Linked DNA regions of Homo sapiens: region 2 is linked to region 1. A link is an interaction called in ENCODE POLR2A ChIA-PET data of the cell type or tissue named here. Cell type or tissue: MCF 10A. All regions are shown on one strand. Links, peaks and the distances in the headings refer to the core of each region. The heading gives the core; the rest is flanking DNA.

The links. Peaks named below come from ENCODE experiments on the same cell type or tissue, not always from the same donor. Only the 100,000 strongest peaks of a DNase experiment are listed, where the experiment ranks them.
Region 2: POLR2A ChIA-PET joins it to region 1 with 6 read pairs; 2 of 35 experiments call an interaction of 5 or more read pairs at or near these places.

The regions. Positions count from the first base shown.
Region 1 is chr17:15,473,476-15,478,843 of GRCh38, forward strand. The region is part of intron 4 of TVP23C-CDRT4 (TVP23C-CDRT4 readthrough); the gene reads right to left. Among named protein-coding and RNA genes, the nearest start is that of CDRT3, 5.3 kb to the left of the region's middle. In MCF 10A, for the core only: no CTCF peak of the experiment used is centred there; a DNase peak (open chromatin) is centred at 2,316.
Region 2 is chr17:15,407,396-15,412,776 of GRCh38, forward strand. It overlaps the pseudogene RN7SL792P. Among named protein-coding and RNA genes, the nearest start is that of CDRT4, 58 kb to the right of the region's middle. RefSeq lists an enhancer at 2,367-2,867. In MCF 10A, for the core only: no CTCF peak of the experiment used is centred there; a DNase peak (open chromatin) is centred at 2,486.

The sequences.
Region 1 (5,368 bases), core at 1-5,000:
TCCTGGCTAACATGGTGAAACCCCGTCTCTACTAAAAATACAAACAATTAGCTGGGCGCCGTGGTGGGTGCCTGCAGTCCCAGCTAATCGGGAGGCTGAGGCAGGAGAATGGCATGAACCTGGGAGGCGGAGCTTGCAGTGAGCCGAGATGGTCACTGCACTCTAGCCTGGGCGACAGAGAAACTCTGTCTTGAAAAAAAAAAAAAAGAGAGAAAGAGTGACACCAATCACCTTTTGCTCTCTGTCTGGCTAATTCAAAGCCAACCTTTAAGTTCCAGGTCAAAGGTCACCTTCCATCGTGGGGCACAGAACTCAAGCAACATTAATGTCCCTAACAAACCAGTTTGGTCCATTAAGTTGTGGTAGGGGTGACTGCCTGTCTAAAGGAGTTGAATTTCAAAATCTTTAAAACACAACAGTAGCCCCCAAACATATTTTGTAGACCACATCTGGATCTAGGCTCCAGATTACAATCCCACATAAAAAGGATTCTTCTCCCTGACTACCCACCCAGTATAGAACTGATGTTCCCTCTGCTGTGCCCCATGGCCCTTTGATCATACTTCTTTTGACACACTTATACCGTATCGGACTATAGTTCTTTGAATAAGAACTTTGGTAATTATTGCCAGCCTTTATTGAGGGCTTATCAGTGGGCAGGCAACATGCCAAGAGTTTTACATCCATGATCTCACTTGGCCCTCACAGCCACCCTTGAAGCTAGGTACAATTTTTAATCCCCATTTTTCAAATGAGGAAACTGAGCCCCAGAGAGGTTGAATAATTTGCTCAAGGTCATACAACTACCAACAGGATGGGCGCACAGAGCTAGGATTGGAACCCAGGCAGTTTGGCTCCGCAGTCTACCTGCTTGACCAGCATTTTATTTTGAAAGACAGGACTTGTGTCCCAATCCTATTGGGAGATTCAGTGTCTAGCACCTTAGTTTAAATAAAGCAAAATTAATTCAACAGTACTTCCTTGGGCAACTACAGAATGCAAAATTTCCTTCTCTACTTCCATTAAGGCAATACAGAGAGTTGTGTTCATTTGTGTCTTACCTGATCCAAGGGTTCTTTTCAAGAAAAATAGCTACTGTGCAGATAAACCTTGAAAACATTAGGCTAAGTGAAAGTAACTGGTCACAAAAGGCCACATATTGTAGGATTCCATTTATATGAAATATCCAGAATAGACAAGTCCATTGAGACAGAAAGTAGAGTTCTTAGTGCTGGGAGAGAATAGGATATTTGGAAAGTGACTGCTAAAGGCTAAGAGGTTTCTTTTTGGGGGGAAAATGTCCTAAAAATTGGTTGTGGCAATGGTTGTACAACTTAAGTAAAGACACTAAGAACCATTAAGTTGTATGATTTAAATTGTAAAATTATATGGAATGTGAATTATATCTCATAAAGGTGTTTGAAAAGAGAAATATCTAATGAACTTTCTTTTTCCAAATAAATGCTGAAAGCAAGATGAGAAAGAAAATAGATGAAAAATACAAAAAGAAAATAACACAGTGGGCTGGGCGTGGTGGCTCACGCCTGTAATCCCAGCACTTTGGGAGGCCAAGGCGGGCGGATCATGAGGTCAGGAGATCGAGACCATCCTGACTAACAGAGTGAAACCCCGTCTCTACTAAAAATACAAAAATGAAAAATTAGCCGGGCGTGGTGGCGGGCACCTGTAGTCTCAGCTACTCGGGAGGCTGAGGCAGGAGAATGGTGTGAATCCAGGAGGCAGAGCTTGCAGTGAGCTGAGACTGCACCACTGCATTCCAGCCTCGGGGACAGAGCGAGACTCCGTCTCAAAAAAGAAAGGAAAAGAAAAGAAAAGAAAAGAAAAGAAAAGAAAAGAAAAGAAAAGAAAAGAACACACAGTGATAGACTATATTGCTTAGCTAAGTGGATATCTAGATAGATGATGGATAGTTTTAGACATCAGTTTCCTGTTGATTTTCTCATGTTGTCCCTTCCAAACCAGCAACCTGAGAGGATGAGAGATCGATCAACAAATTATGTAAGTTACTAAGTTGTTAAGAAGATGGCAAACAACCAACAGAATTAAACACCAAGCCACATATACACAAGTGCTCCCTCCATTGGCTCCTTCAGCACTTTCTTACCAGTTCTGGTGGCCCAAATCTTTTGAGTTGTCTGTTACTTCTCTTAGATGTACATCAAAAACCAGCTCTGAGTTGTGTTTTCATGATGGAGCACAAGACAGATTTTACCCAGTCAACCCTTAACTCTCAACTCAAGAGAGAAAGAATGTGGCAATATAGTTATCCAGAAGGGCAGGCAATCCCTTAGGAATTTCTTTCATCTTTGGAACACATTACGTAATTTATTTTGCAAGAGAGTCTCATAGTTAATTCCATTTTTCATTGGCAACTAATAGTATGAGTTCACACTCCCCAAAGTAACTCTGGAGATACACAGCCTGCTGAGACGGGAGGAGTCGAGCAGGCTGTGAAATGTTTTCCACGCTTTGAGTGCATACGGTGGGTAATGCACATAGAAATGTGTGTGGAGATTCACAATCACATCCACACAGCTTTCTAGATAGACCCATAAGATTTTCCGTTCCCTCCGCAAAATCCATAAGCCAGCGTTCCTTCCAACCACATGTCACCCAGTCCCAAAATGTGCAAATTTTTAAAGGTTCCCCTGGGTCTTATATCTTGGACTCTCTTGTCCAGTGTTTCTCAATCCTTGCTCTCTTTTTCATTATGATAGCCCAGTGTTCCCAAATGTCATTCCATGAAAGGTACTTCTAAATTACTTGGGAGCTATTTACAAACACCTATTTCCATAATCCACACCCTGGAATGTAGGTTTAATAGATCTGGAGTGAAGTCTAAGAGGCTGTATTTTGTTTGTTTGTTTGGTTAGTTTTTGTTTTTTAGTGTTTTCTTAAATGTTTTAAGTGTATTGATTTATTTATTAATTTTAGTTGATAAATAATAATTGTGTACACTTATGGGGCACAATGTGATGTTTTTATCTATGTATAAATTATAGAAAGATTCAGTCAAGCTAATTAACATATCCTCAGCTCACCAACTTACATTTTTGTGGTAAAAAAACATTAAAAAATGGGCAAAGGATTTGAACTGACATTTCTCAAAAAAAGAGATACAAACAGCCAACAGGCGTATGAAATAATATTTAACATCTCTAATCATCAGAGAAATGCAAATTAAAACCACAGTGAGATTATCACCTCACACTTGCTGTGTTGGTGAGGATATGGAGAAAAGGGAACCCTTTTACACTGTTGGTGGGAATGTAAGTTAGCACAGCTATTATGAAAAATGGTACAAAAGTTCCTGAAAAAATGAAAAAATAGAACCACCATATCATCCAGCAATTCCACTTCTGGGTATTTATCCAAAGGAACTAAAATTCATATATCGAAGAAATAACCACATTCTGATGTTCATTACAGCACTATTCACAGCAGCTGAGATATGGAATCTACCTGTGTCCATCAACAGATGAATGGATAAAGAAAACGTGGTACATATACACAACGGAATACTAGCTAGCCTTTAACAAGAAGGAAATTACGTCATTTTCAACAACATGAATGAACCTGGAAGGCATTATGCTAAGTGAAATAAGCCAGACTCAGAAAGACAAATGCTGTGTGGTCTCATTTATAAGTGGAATCTAAAAACGTTGATCTCACTGAAACAGAGTAGAAAGCTGATATCAGAGGCTGTGGTGGGGGCAGCAGGGGTGGATAGAGGAAAGAGGCCGGGAAAGGAGAGATATTGATGAAGACGCAATTTCAGTTAGACTGAATTCATTAGTTTTAGTGATCTGTTGCCCTGCATGGTGACCACAGTTAATAATAACGTATTGTACATTTCAAATGTGCTAAAAGAATAGGAAGCTGTATCTTTAACAAAAGTCTGGGAACCATTGGCCTAGATTACCACAACAGCACCCAACTGGCCTTCCTCCTTCTGCTGTAATAGTCTAAATCTATTTTTTTTGACTGCTGACAACTTTTTTTTTTTTTTTTTCTGAGACGAGGGTCTCACTCTATCACCCAGGCTGGAGTGCAGTGGTGCGAACACAGCTTACCGCAGCCTCAGACTCTGGGCCTCAAGCGATCCTTCCATTTCAGCTTCCCAAACAGCTGGGACTACAGGTGCACACCATTATGTCTAGCCATTTATTTATTTATTTGTTTATTTATTTTTTATTGTTTTGGAGAGACAGGAGTCTCAATATTTTGCTCAGGCTGGTTGCAAACCTCTGGGCTCAAGTGATCCACCCACCTAGGTCTCCCAAAATGCTGAGATTACAGTATTTTGAGTCACAACACCCGGCCTGCTAACAACTTTTAAGCCTTCCCTTTCCCTCACCCCCTTGTGCCTTGCATCTGGGCAAGCTCATGTGAAAGTCTGGATGCTCTTTGTTGGTGCAAGCAGGAAATCCAAACCACACAAGCCCCTGCCCACATTGTAACCACTATTAAAAATTCCAAGCCGGCCGGGCGCGGTGGCTCACGCCTGTAATCCCAGCACTTTGGGAGGCCGAGGCAGGTGGATCATGAGGTCAGGAGATCGAGACCATCCTGGCTAACAAGGTGAAACCCCGTCTCTACTAAAAATACAAAAAATTAGCCGGGCGCGGTGGCGGGCGCCTGTAGTCCCAGCTACTCGGGAGGCTGAGGCAGGAGAATGGCGTGAACCCAGGAAGCGGAGCTTGCAGTGAGACGAGATTGCGCCACTGCAGTCCGCAGTCCGGCCTGGGCGACAGAGCGAGACTCCGTCTCAAAAAAAAAAAAAAAAAATTCCAAGCCTTGGCCGGGCATGGTGGCTCATGTCTGTAATCCCAGCACTTTGGGAGACCAAGGTGGGAGGATTGCTTGAGCCCAGGAGTTCAAGACCAGCCTGGGCAACATAGTGAGACCTCATCTCTAAAAATAAAAATAAATGAAAATCAAATCCCAAGCCAGTCTTTTTTCTTGCTCTCCCAAGCTGTTTTGAACTAGCTTGGGATGTCTTCCCTGTTCTTCCCCAGAAAGCCTCATCATGTAAGTCAGGGGCGTCCAATATTTTGGCTTCCCTGAGCAACACTGGAAGAAGAATTGTCTTGGGCCACACATAAAATACACTAACACTAACGATAGCTGATGAGCTTAAAAAAAAAACAACTAGCAAAAAAAAAAAATCTCAAAATGTTGTAAGAAAGTTTATAAATTTGTGTTGGGCTGTACTTAAAGCCATCCTGGGCCACATGCGACCCGCAGGCTGTGGGCTGGACAAGCTTGATGTAAGTAATAAACATGTGCATGCTCTCTTGGTATGTGTGATGGCGTCAATCTTGACATCCAAACTAAATTTAGGGTG
Region 2 (5,381 bases), core at 246-5,245, 66 kb before region 1:
CGATGCTCCAAAGGAGGGGCTGAGCTGTTTATTGCTTCTCGCCCTTTAGAAATGGAAGCTAAAATTTAGGGCTGAATTTGGGGGCCTTGTCAACACAAAGGATCCTTGCTCTGTATCTTGATTTTGGTGATGGCCATATGACCCTACACAAGTATAAAATTGCACAGAACTAAATACATGTACACACACACACTCCCCTATATTATTTCCTATAACTGCATGTGAATCTACAATGATCTCATAGTTTAGGTCCATATTTGAACACCCATATTCATACCACCATTATTCGCAATAGCCAAAAGGTGGAATACCCTAAGTGTTCATCAACAATGAGTGGATAAACAAAATGTGGCATATTCATGCAATGGAATCTTATTCAGCCTTAAAAAGGAAGGAAATTCTGCCGGGCATGGCGGCTCACACCTGTAATCCCAGCACTTTGGGAGGCCGAGGCAGGCGGATCACCTGAGGTCAAGAGTTTGAGACCAGCCTGGCCAACATGGTGAAACCCCGTCTCTACTAAAAATACAAAAATTAGCCGGGCATGGTGGTGCAAGCCTGAATTCCAGCTACTCAGGAGGCTGAGACAGGAAAATTGCTTGAACTCAGGAGGTGGAGTTTGCAGTGAGCCGAGATCCCACACTGCACTCCAGCCTGGGAAACAGAATGAGACTCTGTCTCAAAAGAAAAAAAAAAGGAAGGAAATTCTGACATCCACTACAACCTGGATGAACCTTGAGGACACTATGTTAAGTGAAATAACCCAGACCCAAAAGGACAAATGCTATATGATCCCACTCATATGACACATACTGAGTAGCCAAACTCGTAGAGAAAGTAGGATGGTGGTTGCCAGGGCCTGGGGGAGAGGGGAGTGGAGAATTGTTTAGGAGCTCTGGTGTTTCAGTTTGGGAGGATAAAAAGAGTTCTATGGCTGGGTGGCAGTGACGGTTGCACAACAATATGAATGTACTTAATAATTAAGATGGCCAGGTAAGGTGGCACACACCTAGCTGTGGTCCCAGCTATTCAGGAGGCTGAGGTGGGAGGATCGCTTGAGCCCAGGATATCTAGGCTATAGTTCTGGGCTATGCCAATTGGGTGTCCGCACTAAATTCCACATCAATATGGTGACCTCTTGGGAGCAGGGGACTACCAGGTTGCCTAAGGAGGGGTGAACCCGCCCAAGTCGGAAACGGAGCAGGTCAAGTCTCCCATGCTGATCAGTACTGGGGATGCATCTGTAAATACCACTGCATTCCGCCCAGGGCAACATAGCAAGACCTCATCTCTAAAAAAATAAAAATGTTTAAAATGGTAAATTTTATGTCATGTGTATTTTACCACAATTTTTTAAATCTAAAAATTAAAAAAAAGTCAGAGCCTTTTGACCTAAAGATCGGTGCCTCTCTTTTACAGTTCACCCTGTTCAAGGAGGTGAACCAAAAAGCTATGGAGCCCATTAGAAGGAACCAGACTTCCAGCACCTGGGTAAATAACCTGTAAGGGAAGCAGGAGCAGAGAGTGGTCCTTGGTGAGGTGCTGGGTGCCGGGGAAGGTGGGGGCCAGGTTGGTGCCTGGTGCCTGTGCTGCACCCCAGTCATCCCCAGCACACTGAGTACCCAGGTGGAGCTCTTGTGCCACCCAAAGGTGAAATTAACCTGTGATTACAAAGTTAGCTTTGATCAAAATTGTTGGTAAATGTAGGGGTTAGGGAAGTGAAAGCGCTAGAAGGAGGCATGAATGCCTAGGGCTGAAAGGGGATGGAGAAGGCAAGGACAGATCCCAGGGTCAGCAAATCGAATCTACTTAGGGTGCGAGATGCGGTGGGCTTTTGGGGACATATTCTTCTATACCGTATCACCAGAGATACAAAGGTTTTTTTTGTTTGTTTGTTTGTTTGTTTGTTTTGGCAAACGAAAGGGGTTTTTATAGACCAACCCTGTTGTACCATTGAAATAGCCCCAGTTTTCCTAATTCATGGGAAGGGCATGAAGAACCCCCTGCGTAGGGCAGGGCAGGGAACCTATCTGCACTCCAAGCAGTTGGCCACCGAAAGGAGATAACTTCATGATGCTTCCATTGAGAATCTCTGAGACAGTAGTTAGGAGAAGGGAACTGCCAGGCTGAGATTTTTCCGTCATCTGATCATGACTGAGTTCAAGATAACAAGAGTCCGTTTTTGGTAATGGAGGCATTTCAAAAGAGAATGATTTTGTTTCCCTTAAGTTCACATAGGTTGGCCGGAAGCCCCCAGACTGCCTGGAATACGCATTAAAAACGCCAGCTATCTCAGCAATAATTTCCAGCCCCAGGCCATTTACTAAGACACACAGCACCTCTACCACCCTGCTCTGATGCACCGCCACGGCCATCCCGCAGACCTGTGCCAGACGGCAGCGCCGGTGCCTCTGCACCCGACCGCAGCTGAGAACGTGTGGCTGCCCGTATGATTCTGCTCAGTTCATGGTGTCTCCTCAGCCACTGTGTCCTGAGCCAAGAGATTTGAGTGTTTATGAAAACCAGCATTGTTTTCCCTCTTGGTCATGTAAGTCATGGGAAATTTTTGTGTGGTGATGCATAAATCCCAGAAAGTTTGGTTTAAAAAGTTCCCTAAAGTGTGGGTGGTTCCTCAAGTATGTCCAGATTTAGTGAATATCTTGAATCCGTAGAACAAGCCTGAGAGTTTCACCCAAATGCCATCTCCGTGAAGAGGCCCTCCAGATTCACGGACACCCTCATTAGTGAGTTCTGGCAGCTGGCCGTTAGATGTAGGACTTTTAAACTCAAATTTAAAATGAGTCTGCATGCCTGAGTGAGCAGAGTTGCTGGGAAATATTATGCTTCAAGGCAGTTCAGGCCAACTCTCCCACGATCTAAAATCCTTCTATTAAAAAAGTTATAATTCATCCCGAATAAATTAGCTGTCCTCTTTGAGAAATCTTCCTTTAATGTTTTGCTTAATCCATCAACAATTATTTCATGAGCACCTGCGCATCCAGGCTTGGCAATGCCACGGATTCTAATTCCTTCTCCTATCCTCACTCCTCATCCTCATCAAGAAGAGGATTTGCCTCTGATCCTCCACCATGACTTGGGCAGCCACTGAAAATGATGCTTTAAATAAATGTGTTGATGTGGAAAGACGGCAGGGCTTATGAAGGAGTATGTATTTCATTCCATTTTCATAAATATGTAAATAGTATGTGTTTAATCCCACTTTTATAAATATATATTCTTGGGCAGATTAATATATATTCATGTGTATATTTCAATAAAACAAAATCTAAAAGGATATATACCAAGGTGTTAGCAGTGATGATCTCTAAGTAGTGGAATTAATTTTCTTTTCTTTTAGCTTCTCTGTGCATTTTTTCTAAAGGAAACACATATTATATGTTAAATCAAAAACGGAAAATGTTGTAAAGGAAACAGTGGCATTGAGAGAAGATGGTAGTTAAGTTTGGTAGCCATTTAAAGAGGTTTACGGCTGGGTGGAGTGGCTCATGCCTGTAATCCTAGCACTTTTGGGAGGCTGAGGCAGGAGGATCACTTGAGTTCGAGACCACCCTGGTCAACACATCAAGACCCCGTCTCGACCAAAAAAAAAAAAAAAATAGCTGCACATGGTGGTGCATGCCTGTAGTCACAGCTACTCGGGAGGCTAGGGTGGGAAGATCACTTGAGCTTGGGAGGTCGAGGCTGCTGTGAGCCGTGATCACGCCACTGCACTCCAGCCTGGGTGACAGAGCGAAATATTGTCTAAAATAATATAAATAAATAAAAATAAAGAGGTTTATATGTTTCTGGTTGGGGAACTCAAAGTTTTTTCTGAGACTAAAGCCTTCTGTACAGGAACATTTTAGGCCTAAACAAAGAGAAAAGGTAAAGTTTATATTTTTCCTATGTGACCGGGACTAAAAAACATACATACATAAATATAATTTTATATTTTTAAAATGATGCCTTTGCAACCTCCTCCTTAAAATGAGGAAGGAATCTTCTCTAGTCTGGTCCAGCTGATTCCTGGCGCTGCCTTTGTTGTTCTTACTGAAACAAAGGCTGCAGAAGAGACTAGAAAAAGCAAAGAGAAGCTAAATTGATCTGCATACGGAAGAGCATAACGCTAGCAAAAACGGGGGAAATACACAAAATGGGGAAGGAAGTGGACAGAGCTGGAACAGAGAAGGGGAGGGAAAGTAGGGCAGAAGAGGTGCAGCTGGGATTTTAGGGGGGAAAAGAAGTAGAGAGGAGAGAGAGAGAGAGAGAAGGCATTGAGCAATTGCTCTGTCTTGTGGCCTTTGGAGCAGGAGGAGAGAAGGGAAGTGGAAGAAGTGGAGACCTCATTCATCAAAAGAAACTGTAGCAGAGCACGCACTTTGCCTCCTCCTCCAGAAAACCTTCAGTGAAGACAGGCATTGCTCTTGAGGGTTGGGGCTCTGGTTTGTACCTCTGGGGATGGATTAGCTGAGATGAGACTTACAGCTGAAGCAAGAAGGCCCAAATTTAGTTGGATCTGAAATTTTGTTTTGCAAAATTGGAAATCCAGTCAGCTGAGAACTCCCTAGGACTCCACCTCATCTGGCAAGATCAGGAGACAGCCCCACCCTGTCTTTGCTGAGCAGTGAAGGGCAGTCAGATGGGCCATTGGGATGGGCCCTAATCCAGTGTGATTCTACTAAATCTGGGCCTTCTTGCTTCAGCTGAAAATCTCATCTCAACTAATCCATCCCCGGAGACAAAAACCAGAGGCCCAGCCCTCAAGAGCAATGTCGTTCTTCACTGGTTTTCTGCAGCCCCTTTCCAGGGACTCCACCATCTCATCGTGAGCCCCAGCAACAGTATTTCCACGTCACTGGCATCCTGGGTGCCGGTCCAGGGTACCCATCTGGATTAGTTTCCTAAGGCTGCTGTAAAACTGACACAAGCTGGCTGGCTTTAACAACAGAAATTGGCTGTGTCACAATTCTGGAGGCTGGAAGTCCAAGATCAAGATGCTGGCAGGGCAGGTCCTTTCTAAGGACTGTGGGAAGGAGCTGTTCCGGGCCCCTGTCCGGGCGTATGGATCCATCTTCATCACGGCATGGCCTTCTCCCTGTATGTCTGTCTCTGTGTCCAAATTTCCCCTTTGTTTGAAACCAGTCACACTGGATTAAGGCCCACCCCAATGACCTCACTTTAACTTGATCACATTTATAGAGACCCTATCTCCAAATGAAGTCACCTTCTGAGGTACTGGGGGTTCGGACTTCCACGTGCCAATCTGGGGTGGAGGAGACACAATTCCACCACCATGCGCACTGACAGCCCCATGGCCGGCGCACACCCTTGGTGCCAGCCCCAGAGTGACTGGCGGTCACTCTGGGGGCCCCTCCCTTTTC